Linked DNA regions of Homo sapiens: region 2 is linked to region 1. A link is a contact called in ENCODE Hi-C or POLR2A ChIA-PET data. All regions are on one chromosome and are shown on one strand. Each heading gives the region's core, a stretch centred on a gene start or an enhancer-like site at or near the end of the contact. The rest is flanking DNA. Distances are from core to core; before and after follow the strand shown.

Evidence for each region. Hi-C counts contacts between places; a loop is a spot of excess contacts on that map. ChIA-PET counts read pairs that join two places held with the same protein, here RNA polymerase II (POLR2A). Pooled maps may share reads with other maps.
Region 2: a loop to region 1 is called in a map of CD14-positive monocyte, with 5 times the contacts of the local background. The contact joins the enhancer-like site here to the promoter of EIF3A in region 1. A Hi-C loop is called at or near these places in 11 of 168 maps with a recorded cell type or tissue (CD14-positive monocyte, CD4-positive, alpha-beta memory T cell, GM12878 and 6 more), 29 of 37 single-sample maps with no recorded cell type and 21 of 50 pooled maps. POLR2A ChIA-PET finds 5 or more read pairs at or near these places in 29 of 52 experiments (AG04449, AG04450, CD4-positive, alpha-beta T cell and 21 more).

The regions. Positions count from the first base shown.
Region 1 is chr10:119,077,195-119,082,429 of GRCh38, forward strand. It overlaps EIF3A (eukaryotic translation initiation factor 3 subunit A), which reads right to left and starts at 3,623. Exons shown (of 22, transcript NM_003750.4): 1 at 3,434-3,623. The coding sequence starts at 3,482. RefSeq lists a silencer at 3,088-3,347 and enhancers at 3,353-4,115, 3,543-3,837.
Region 2 is chr10:119,128,906-119,133,790 of GRCh38, forward strand. It overlaps DENND10 (DENN domain containing 10), which reads left to right. Exons shown (of 9, transcript NM_207009.4): 7 at 610-717; 8 at 3,610-3,704. Among named protein-coding and RNA genes, the nearest start is that of DENND10, 27 kb to the left of the region's middle. Within about 2 kb of position 2,951, at least 14 of the 41 ENCODE cell types and tissues checked have a DNase peak (open chromatin) inside an H3K27ac peak, as active enhancers do; they include CD14-positive monocyte, CD4-positive, alpha-beta T cell, GM12878 and 2 more, where a contact is called at or near this core.

The DNA.
Region 1 (5,235 bases), core at 2,373-4,872:
TGGCTCACGCCTGTAATCCCAGCACTTTGGGAGGCTAAGGCGAGCAGATCACTTGAGGCCAAGGGTTCAAGATCAGCCTGGGAAATATGGTGAAAAAAATTAAAAAATTAGCTGGGCATGGTGGGACACACCTGTAATCCCAGCTACTTGGGAGGCTGAGGCAGGAGAATCGCTTGAGCCTGGGAGGCGGAGGTTGCAGTGGGCCGAGATAGTGCCACTGCACTCCAGCCTGGCCAACAGAGAGAGATTCTGTCTCAAATAAATAAATAAATAGTTGGAATGGGAACAGATTTTTCATAATCCATGACAGTGAGTCTTCTGCCTTTGTCCTAATTTATATACAAGAATTTAGTTCCTCCGAATTTTTTTTTTTTTTTGGAGAAGGAGTCTCGCTCTGTCACCCACGCTGGAGTGCAGTGGCGCAATCTCAGCTCACTGCAAGCTCCACCTCCTGGGTTCATGCCATTCTCCTGCCTCAGCTTCCTGAGTAGCTGGGACTACAGGTGCCCGCCACCACACCAGGCTAATATTTTTGTATTTTTACTAGAGACGGTTTCACTGTGTTAGTGAGGATGGTCTTGATCTCCTGACCTTGTGATCCACCCGCTTCGGCCTCCCAAAGTGCTGGGATTACAGGCATGAGCCACCACGCCCGGCCTCCTCTGAATTATTTAATAGTGGCCGGGGGAAGCTTTTGAGACTGGAAAGAACTATGATAAACTAAAGGTTCTATTTCAATACTTAAATATTGACTTCCAGATTAATATTATAGAAATAAAAATTAAAATCTAGAATTATAAACCTTACTGGATGGGTGAGCATTTGGAGCATACCTTTCAAATTCATTACTGAAAGTATGTATAAAGAAGTTTACATCAGCCCTTGATGTTTGCTAGTTTATTTGTGCAACAGACCAAATGGATATGCTATGTTACTCAATTTGTGGCCTTAATAGCTTTATTTTTCAAAGGCACTGGTTGTAGAACATAAACTATAATAAGGTCAGCAGCAGTTAGTGTGGCACCACTAATGATATAATATGAAAAAGGGGCCTTCTCCAAATGATTACAGGATACGAAATTCTTGCCTGTAACTGCTGGTCCAAGTTCTCACCTTCCTGAATGACTACTATAATTTTTCCCCCAAAAATTGCTCATATATATGCTTAGGGTGACCTGAACGACTATTCTACTTAAATTTATTTACATTTTATTAAGACAATGCAATAAATTAGGTCTAAATATTGTTAGGATCACAAATATTACATGTAAAACATTTAGATAAAATGAGATTATTTCCAATTAGGGGAATGCCCTTTGATCCTTCACTTATGTTTTGGAAGCAGTGCCCTGGACCATCCACGATCTGCTCACTTTGAGAAGGGATCCCTCACAATCCAAAGGTATGAGTTTCTACTCTGAAGGGAACGCATGCATCCCCATCCAACAGCTTCAAAGGGCTGCAAGGGACCACAGTCTTTTTTAAAAAGCTACACAAACAAAACTCAAGTTTCCCCCCCAGTGTCCCTCATCTTGCCTACTTTAATTTCAGATCCTTTCCTTAACCTGCCCTTCATGAATCAAGCCTGTGTCAATTTAGAAACAGGAAAAAAATGTTTGATGCACATTACATATCTTTTCTATATGAAGTTCTTATGAAGGTTCCAAAAAGAGAAGCGATAAAGGAAACAAGACCCGAACACACCAAATATATAATATGTAGGCCATTATAATGCTTTGGCCTACTAGCACGGGGAAAAAAAAATACCTGTTGGGCAAAGCATGCAAATGACTGTAAAACATCGACAACAGCCATGCAGAGTAGTAATTTCATGCAAATCATTTTGTATACTACAAATTCTAACTTTCGAAACGACGAAAAGTCATAAACTTTGCTACAGTTTGGTTTATAGTGACAAAGTTCCATTTCAATCTCTTCTTTCCGATGTATTAATAAACATCCTAAAACTGCTTGTCTGTTCTAACCATTAGATCACTGGTTATCATTAGAATGAATTAGTGCTCACATCTATGTTGTAGTTTCAATAGGTTTTTAAAACAATTACTCCATTCCACACAATGTGGAATTATCCTATTCCACAGACCAGTTCCCTCCCCGACAAAAAGTGTTACTTTTACTTTAAAAAGTATATGACCAACATATCTCTGGTTCTGCCAAATTATCAGTTTATGTGCTGACTCAAACTGCCATTTTCATAAGATGAATTTTCAAAGAAGCTAACAAAATAAGCTCTCCAAACATAAAACTGTAACTCACAAGGTATATTCATCTACAACATGGGTAAAACCCGAAACTTCTATTTCGGTGAAGGAAGGATGAAAATAAGAGCTATCCATGCCCTAACGATTAGAAAAATTGTCCGGTTAGAGGGGAAAAAAAAAACCCTACACAAAGTTTCTTAAGCCCAGAGCCTAGCCAAGAACATGTGCATCCCCAGAACGCCAATGTAATAAATGCCTTGGAGAGATCGGGGCACACAAGTTTTTCCCTCAAGCGCCAATGGCTGAAGTACACATATAGAAATAGAAATCGCAGACAGCAGCACTGTGGCAGAAAAAAAGAGAAAAAAGGACTGATCTGGATGTCAAGAGACGTTGGTTTTAAGTCTCTTGGCTCAACAACTCCCGGAGTGACCTTGGGGAAACCTCTCTCTAGGCCTGTTTCGTTATCTTTAAGAGGCGACCTGAAGTCCCTTTACATTAACTCTATTCCAACTTCCAGTGATTCGAAACAGGCTTTAGGACTGCTTCTAATCAATGCCAGGAAAAATGAAAAAACAAAAACAAAACAAAACAACAGGAATCAGGTTAAATGGGTCAGAGGCCCCTAAGTGGATATAAAGCAGCTGGGTAAAGGGTAAGTGGACGCCGACCCAGCAAAGCACTGAGCGCGGCTTGGAGAGCGGGGGTGGCTGCGGGAAGGCCGGGGGTGGGTCCGTAGGGCTCCCGGCCCGGGCAGGAGGTGGAGCCGAGGCTCTCGCGTGCATTGTCCCCGGGAGGGAGCCATGTTTCTTACTCCCCGGCACTCCCAGATGGCGGCCGGGGACGCGGGCCCTAAGCAGACCAAAGCCCCAGGGACCTGGAGAGCCAGAGGACGCAGGCAGCAAGGAGGGAGCTCCAGTCCGGGTAGGGGCTGTCTCCCGGGCTGCGGTCCCCGCGACGCACCCGGAGGCGGCAGGGGGAAGGAAAGGCCCCTGGGGCGACGGTTCCGGGCTACGCGCCTCCCAGACCCCAGTCGATAGAGTGAGAAGGAAACCCATGCCCAACCACCGGCTGGGACAGCGGCGGGCAGGCCGCATCGGTCTCCTCTCCCCGCGCGGGCCGGGCGGCGGAGCAGTGGGAAGCAGGCCCGCGCTCTCGACCTCGGAGGCCTCGGGCCGCCCCAGCCCGGCGCGCCCCGATCAGCTACTCACCGTTGGCGCGTTTGAGGGCATTTTCCGGCCTCTGAAAATAGGCCGGCATCTTGGCGGCAGGCTCAGCTCACCCGGCGTCAGCGAACTCTCTAGTGGCCCGGGCCGGGAGAGGAGACGAAGGGGAACCAGCGTAAGGTCCCACGCGCCTCGCCAGCAGTCGCCCGCGCCCAGCCGGCCAGAGACGGAAAGGAAGGAGCCACGTGACCTCCCCGCGGCGGCCCTGCTGCCGCCCAGGCCCCGGATGTAGGGGGCGGGTCTCCGTGCGCGCAAGCGCGCTGGCGTCACGCACGCCGACAGACGTGGCGGCGCCGGAGTCCTAGGCGCGCAAGGTCCAGTTCCCGTCTTGGGCCTGTCCTGGATAGCGTTAGGGAGACAGTTCACAGGCTCTTCAATCTTCGAGCGAGAATTAGGGTGGGAAGGGTGAGTGTGGGGTCAGAGTTTCTGTCTGGAGAACAAGCAAACGTCTGCAGATTGGTTTTCAAAGCGACTTGTGCGGAGTCGTGCAGTTACAGTAAGGTCCCATCCAGCCTGGGAATCGCCTGTCTTGGCTACGTGAAAATGCTGAGTTTAACGAAAACGCAGTGAGCAGGTGTCATCAGGTCAGCGCCGCTCAACCGTGAGAGACAATCATGGGGAAGAGTGACGCCTAAAATAAACAAGCAAGGTTCTTTTATATCTTGGTAAAGTAAAAAGTTTGTGTCACAGGGATTGCCTTGAGAAATGGAGGCTCTCAGAGGGGGCGAATGGGGACAGCGACCTGGCAAAGGGCGAAACGCCCTGGAGCACAGCAGACTTGCTTGGTGTTTGAAAACACACGGAAAGGAGTGTCGTCACTTTTTACATACAGCGCACGTCACAAACAAATTAAGAAAAATTAGTGTTAGTGAAAAAAATCAATCTGAGAGGCCCTTTTATTGTTGCTTAACAATTTTAATGTTCGCAGACGAAGTACTTTACCTAGAATTTGAAAACCATTTGAACCGAATCTAATTCTCAAGCCCTTGGTACGAAATAAAGGTGAGCTCAGAAGGAAAAAAATTTTTTTTTTTTTTGAAACGGAGTCTCGCTTTGTCGCCCAGGCTGGAGTGCAGTGGCACGATCTCGGCTCACTGCAAGCTCCGCCTTCTGGATTCACGCCATTCTCCTGCCTCAGCCTCCCGAGTAGCTGGGACTACAGGCGCCCGCCACTGCGCCCAGCTAATGTTTTGTATTTTTAGTAGAGACGGGGTTTCGCCGTGGTCTCGATCTCCTGACCTCGTGATCCGCCCTCCTCGGCCTCCCAAAGTGCTGGGATTACAGGCGTGAGCCACCGCGCCCAGCCCAGAAGGAAAATTTAGAAGGCAGCAGTGAAATAGATTATTGTCAATGTATTACACATTTAATAGACGAGATATGTGAATTAATGAATGAGGAAATCGGCCGGGCATGGTGGGTCGCGCCTGTAATCCCAGCACTTTGGGTGGCTGGGGCGGGTGGATCACCTGAGGTCAGGAGTTCGAGACCAGCTTGGCCAACATGGCGAAACCCCGTCTCTACTAAAAATACAAAACTTAGGCCTGGCGTGGTGGCTCACGCCTGTAATCCAGGCGCTTTGGGAGGCCGAGGCGGGCGGATCACGAGGTCAGGAGTTCGAGACCAGCCTGACCAAAGTGGTGAAACCCCCCCCCCCGTCTCTACTAAAGTTACAAAAAATTAGCTGGACGTGGTGGCGAACGCCTGTAATCCCAGCTACTCGGGAGGCTGAGACAGGAGAATCGCTTGAACCCGGGAGGCAGAGGTTGCAGTGAGCCTAGATCGTGCCA
Region 2 (4,885 bases), core at 1,701-4,200, 51 kb after region 1:
CAGTCACCTCCGACCCGGCCCCACCTCCAACATTGAGGATTACAGTTCGACATGAGATTTGGGTGGGAACACAGATCCAAACCATATCAGTCTCTCCTCAAATAATTTTTTTTTTTGGTAATTGTATTGCTCTGTGAAATCAAAAAAATCTGGGAATCATTGTTCTAACACCAATCCCAGAGATCTGCTAATTCCTGAGTTGCCCTGAACCCTTAAAGATGATGCCATTTCCACTCTGAGAACCCAGGCATTTGCCATTGATTTCCTGAAGGCAAAGACCTGAAGGGGGAACATCAGTCAAGAGAGTCCTTGCTACCTTCTGCCACAGCTGTCATTCTTGACCCCAAGAGCAATGATTGGAAAGTAAATGCCCTACTTCAGTCTTGTCCTTGACACTGATGGATAATTTTGGAATATCTGGCGTTGTGTGAATATCTTCAGGCAACTGATAGTAATGTAGTCTTACTAACTGCCACAGGGTACAGCTAATGTTCCCGAATGAATAAAGCAGTGAAAGAGAGCAGTCGATGAGCTTTTAGACCCAATTCTTTTGATGGGTTCACCATATTTCTTCCTACTCCAGTAAGGTTGCTCATGTTTGTGATGCAGGTTACGTCGCTGGATTTGTAGACTTGGAGGTGAGCAACAGACCAGACCTCTATGATGTGTTTGTGAATCTGGCAGAGAGTGAGATTACCATTGCTCCCCTTGCAAAAGGTTTGTTCTCTGTTCTGTTCTTGATACAAGATATAAGCCAAACAGTTGTACATTTTTAGGCTGATTCTCTAAAACCAGTATGTGAGGGCTGGCTTACCAACTCTGCTGAAGATGGATATTTCCGTGTCTAGAACACAACATTTATTCCTATAAACATAGACATATTAGCAGAACATCCCGGGTGCTTATGCAGCAGAGTGTATATTAAGAAGTTAAATAGTCTGTTCATCTTGTTTCACTACTTTTGTGTTTAAACAAGGTGTATTATCTACTGCCACATAACAAATCACTTCAGAACTTAGCGGTTTATTTTCTTAATTTTGAAATGTTTCTGAGTCATACAGAACTCAGTGGTTTAAAACAACACATATTCCTTTTTCTTTTCTTCTTCTTTTTTTTTTTGGCAGAGTCTTGCTCTATTTCCCAGGCTGGAGTGCAGTGGCCTGATTTTGGCTCACTGCAGCCTATGCCTCCCGGGTTCAGGTGATTGTCATGTCTCAGCCTCCCGAGTAGTTGGGTTTACAGGCATGCACCACCATGCTCAGCTAATTTTTTTTTTTTTGAGATGGAGTCTTATGCCCAGGCTGGAGTGCAATGGCACGATCTTGGCTCACTGCAACCTCCGCCTCCCAGGTTCAAGTGATTCTCCTGCCTCAGCTTCCCGAGTAGCTGGGATTACAGGCACCCGCCACCGCACCCAGCTAATTTTGTATTTTTAGTTAGTGATGGGGTTTCACCATGTTGGTCAGCTGGTCTTGAACTCCTGACTTCATGATCTGCCTGTCTTGGCCTCTCAAAGTGCTGGGATTACTTACATATGTGAGCCACTGCGCCTGGCCTAATTTTTGTATTTTTACTTGAGACAGGGTTTCACCATGTCGGCCAGGCTGGTCTCGAATTCCTAGCCTCAAGTGATCCACTGGCCTCAGCCTCTCAAAGTGCTGGGGTTACAGGCGTGAGCCATCATGTTCTAAAACAACACATATTTATCTCACAGTTTTGGCGGATCAGGAATGACTTATGTAGAGGTAGTTTGGCTCAGGAAGTTTCAGTCACGATATCCCAGAGCCACAGTCATCTGAAGGCTCCACTGGGGCTGGAACATCCGCTTTCAATGTGCATGGCTGTTGGCAGGAGGCCTCAGTTCCTTCTGCCATGGGCCTCTCCATAGGGTTGCTTGAGTGTTCTTACAATATGACAGCTGGCTCCCCAGGAGTGAGTGACCCGAGAGAGAAAAGGAAGTCACAGTGCGTTTTATAATCTTGCCTTGATAGTCACCATTACTTCCTCCATATGCTATTTGTTAGAAGCAAATCACTAAGTTTAGTCAACACTTGAGAGAGGAATGTCTCCACCTCTTGAAGAAAGGAGTATCAAAAAATATGTAGGCGTTTATCACTACACAGGGTTAAATGTGACTCCAGTATGGAAAATCTTTTTGAAGCATGTCTTAGTAAGCATAAGGGAATGAAGCTGTTCTTAGAGCTAATGATCAGGAAAGGGTGTACTAGTGTTAGAGTGGCATTCTTAGACATTCTAAATTGTTCCAAATTAGGCCGGCCATGGTGGCTCACGCCTGTAATCCCAGCACTTTGGGAGGCCAAGGCGGGTGGATCACGAGGTCAGGAGATCGGGACCAGCCTGGCTAACACGGTGAAACCCCGTCTCTACCAAAAATACAAAAAATTAGCCGGGCGTGGTGGCAGGCGCCTCTAGTCCCAGCTACTCGGGAGGCTGAGGCAGGAGAATCAGTTGAACCCGGGAGGCAGAGCTTGCAGTGAGCCGAGATCGCGCCACTGCACTCCAGCCTGGGTGACAAAGCAAGACTCTGTCTCAAATAAATAAATAAATAAATAAATTGTCCCAAATTACAGCTACATAAAGTAGAAAAGATTGGCTTAAATGCGTGTTGAGCACTACTCAGGTAGTGGTTTTAGATGGGATTACTGATTAACAGCTTTGTTTTGTCACTTATCTTTCTCCTAAAAGTGGGGGCAGCTGAATGCTGACTCATTGGGAATTGTTAGATTCGATTATGTGAGGTTTTATTGAAAAATTCAAATTAATAGAACCATAACTGGCTTTCCTTTAATTCGTTTTAAAATTGCAAACATAATGCATGCTCATGATGAAAAATTCAAACTATGGGGTCAGATCTTTACGAAATAACTGCCTTTTGCAAAGCGAAAGTGAAAGAAAACTGGCTGTGGCTAGGGCCACTTAAGCAGCTGAAGCATTAGGACCAGAAAGGGTGGCCATCTTCCTGCTGCCCTGTGTTGCTCTGTGTCTATAAAAATGGGCTCATCCTAATCCGCACCAGTTGAATGGAGTCTGTCTCTTGAAGTGACAAACAAGTTTCTGTTAACCTCCTCAGTGCAGACAGTAGCAATGTATGTAACCAGGCTAACTTAGGTGGTTTCCTTTGCTCATTTCTAAGAATCTAAACGAATTGAGCGCCCAGCTGGCTTCTGCAGAACTGACAGGAAGCTCCTCTTTCACAATATTCCCGCCAAAAAGATACATTTCTTAACTGTAAAGAGCTGGACTAGAACGTCAGACTCTTGGCTTATAGTCATGACTTAGTTGTAGTCAGAATTGTTCATTATGCTTTGTCTGGGAAGAAAAATAAAAATTTTGGTCAGGTGGGTGTGAAGGGGAAATCTGGTTTGGTGTGATGTGTTTTTATGTTTGCCCAGAAGTATAAATCACGATTATATTATGCCTTTCCTCCCAGCATGTTGTCATATTTGTGTCTAGTGATAAAATGGACATGTGGGAGGTTATCAGCTGCTTTTTGAAAATTCCCTCAGTGTGGTCTTCCAAGTTTTCAGATAGATGGCATGATTATTTTTTATGTCGATTTCTAAATATTCACCTTCTTGATCTCACCAGAGGCCATGGCAATGGGCAAACTGCACAAAGAAATGGGTCAGCTAATTGTTCAGTCTGCAGAAGATCCAGAGAAATCAGAGAGCCACGTTATACAGGTAACTCCCTCACCTTCTGACTTACTGAAAGTCCTGACCCGGTGTCGCTGGGTGGTGTGCGGCAGAGCTGTGCACATAAGCAGAGTGGGGGGCTGTGGTAGAGGCCAGCGGGCAGGTGCTTAGAGAGGGTTTACAGACGGCCACAGTGATGATGGACAAGCAGGTGCAGGCTGGCCTGATCTAGTTAGTTACTGGGCTCGAGGGCAGGTATACACAGGGGCTGGTGCTGACACCGACCGCTGGCAATGAGAAATGTAACTACCAAGTGGTCTGGAAGGCTTTTCTGGGCCAGCCAGTGCATTCTTTCTTCCTAGGAGAATTTCCCTGGAGGAACAAATTATAAAGGGGAGGTTGTTGCTGAGCATGGGGAACTAGATTGTCAAAATTTTGCTTTGCTTGTCTCCAGGACAACAGAAATCATGCAGTCAGACTCCTGTCCCACTTAGTGACTGTTGCCACATGCCGCAGAGCCAGCTCCTTGCTGGTGTCTACCTGGCATGCTGACCAGCGTCCATGTGGCCCAGTGGGCACCTGCTCTGCCCTTGCCAAACTGGGATGGCAAATGGGTTTTATTTCTTGTGCTTTCCACGTGGTGGCCTGCAGCCCGCCCAGCTCCTTGCATTTGGCCTGTTCCCAGCTCCTTGCTCCTCTCCTGAAGGATACACTTCCAGCGTTGCCTTATCTAGATGCCTGACTCATAACCTGGGGCTGGAGGGCCCAGAAGGACTGTCTCCCATCTGCACCTGTCCTACCTGGGGGTACGGGGGCACCTCTGATATGCAGGCTTTACTCATTCGGCCCAACCTGATGCCTTCTTCATTTATCCATTCATTTACTCAGTGTTTCTTGAGCTCTGTTTGTTAGGCATTGCACTGGCAGTGGGGATGCAGTGGTGAGCAAATCCCTGCCCTCATGGAGTCTGTAATTTAGTGGAGTAGATGCACAGAAAATAATAAATGACAAGATAATTACAGCCCATGTTAGGTGCTGTGACAGAAGGGGTTGAGGTGGAGAATATTGGGGGATGGGTAGGCCAGATCTCTAAGGAGGTGACATGTCAGCGGAAAGATGAGAGGGGCCATTTCTCTGCAGTGCTGGTGGCCTGGCCAGCTGTGAGCAGGAAGAGTGGGCTGATCTTGCCCTGAGGACCTGAACACTGGAGACTCTGGGGCCGCTTCTTT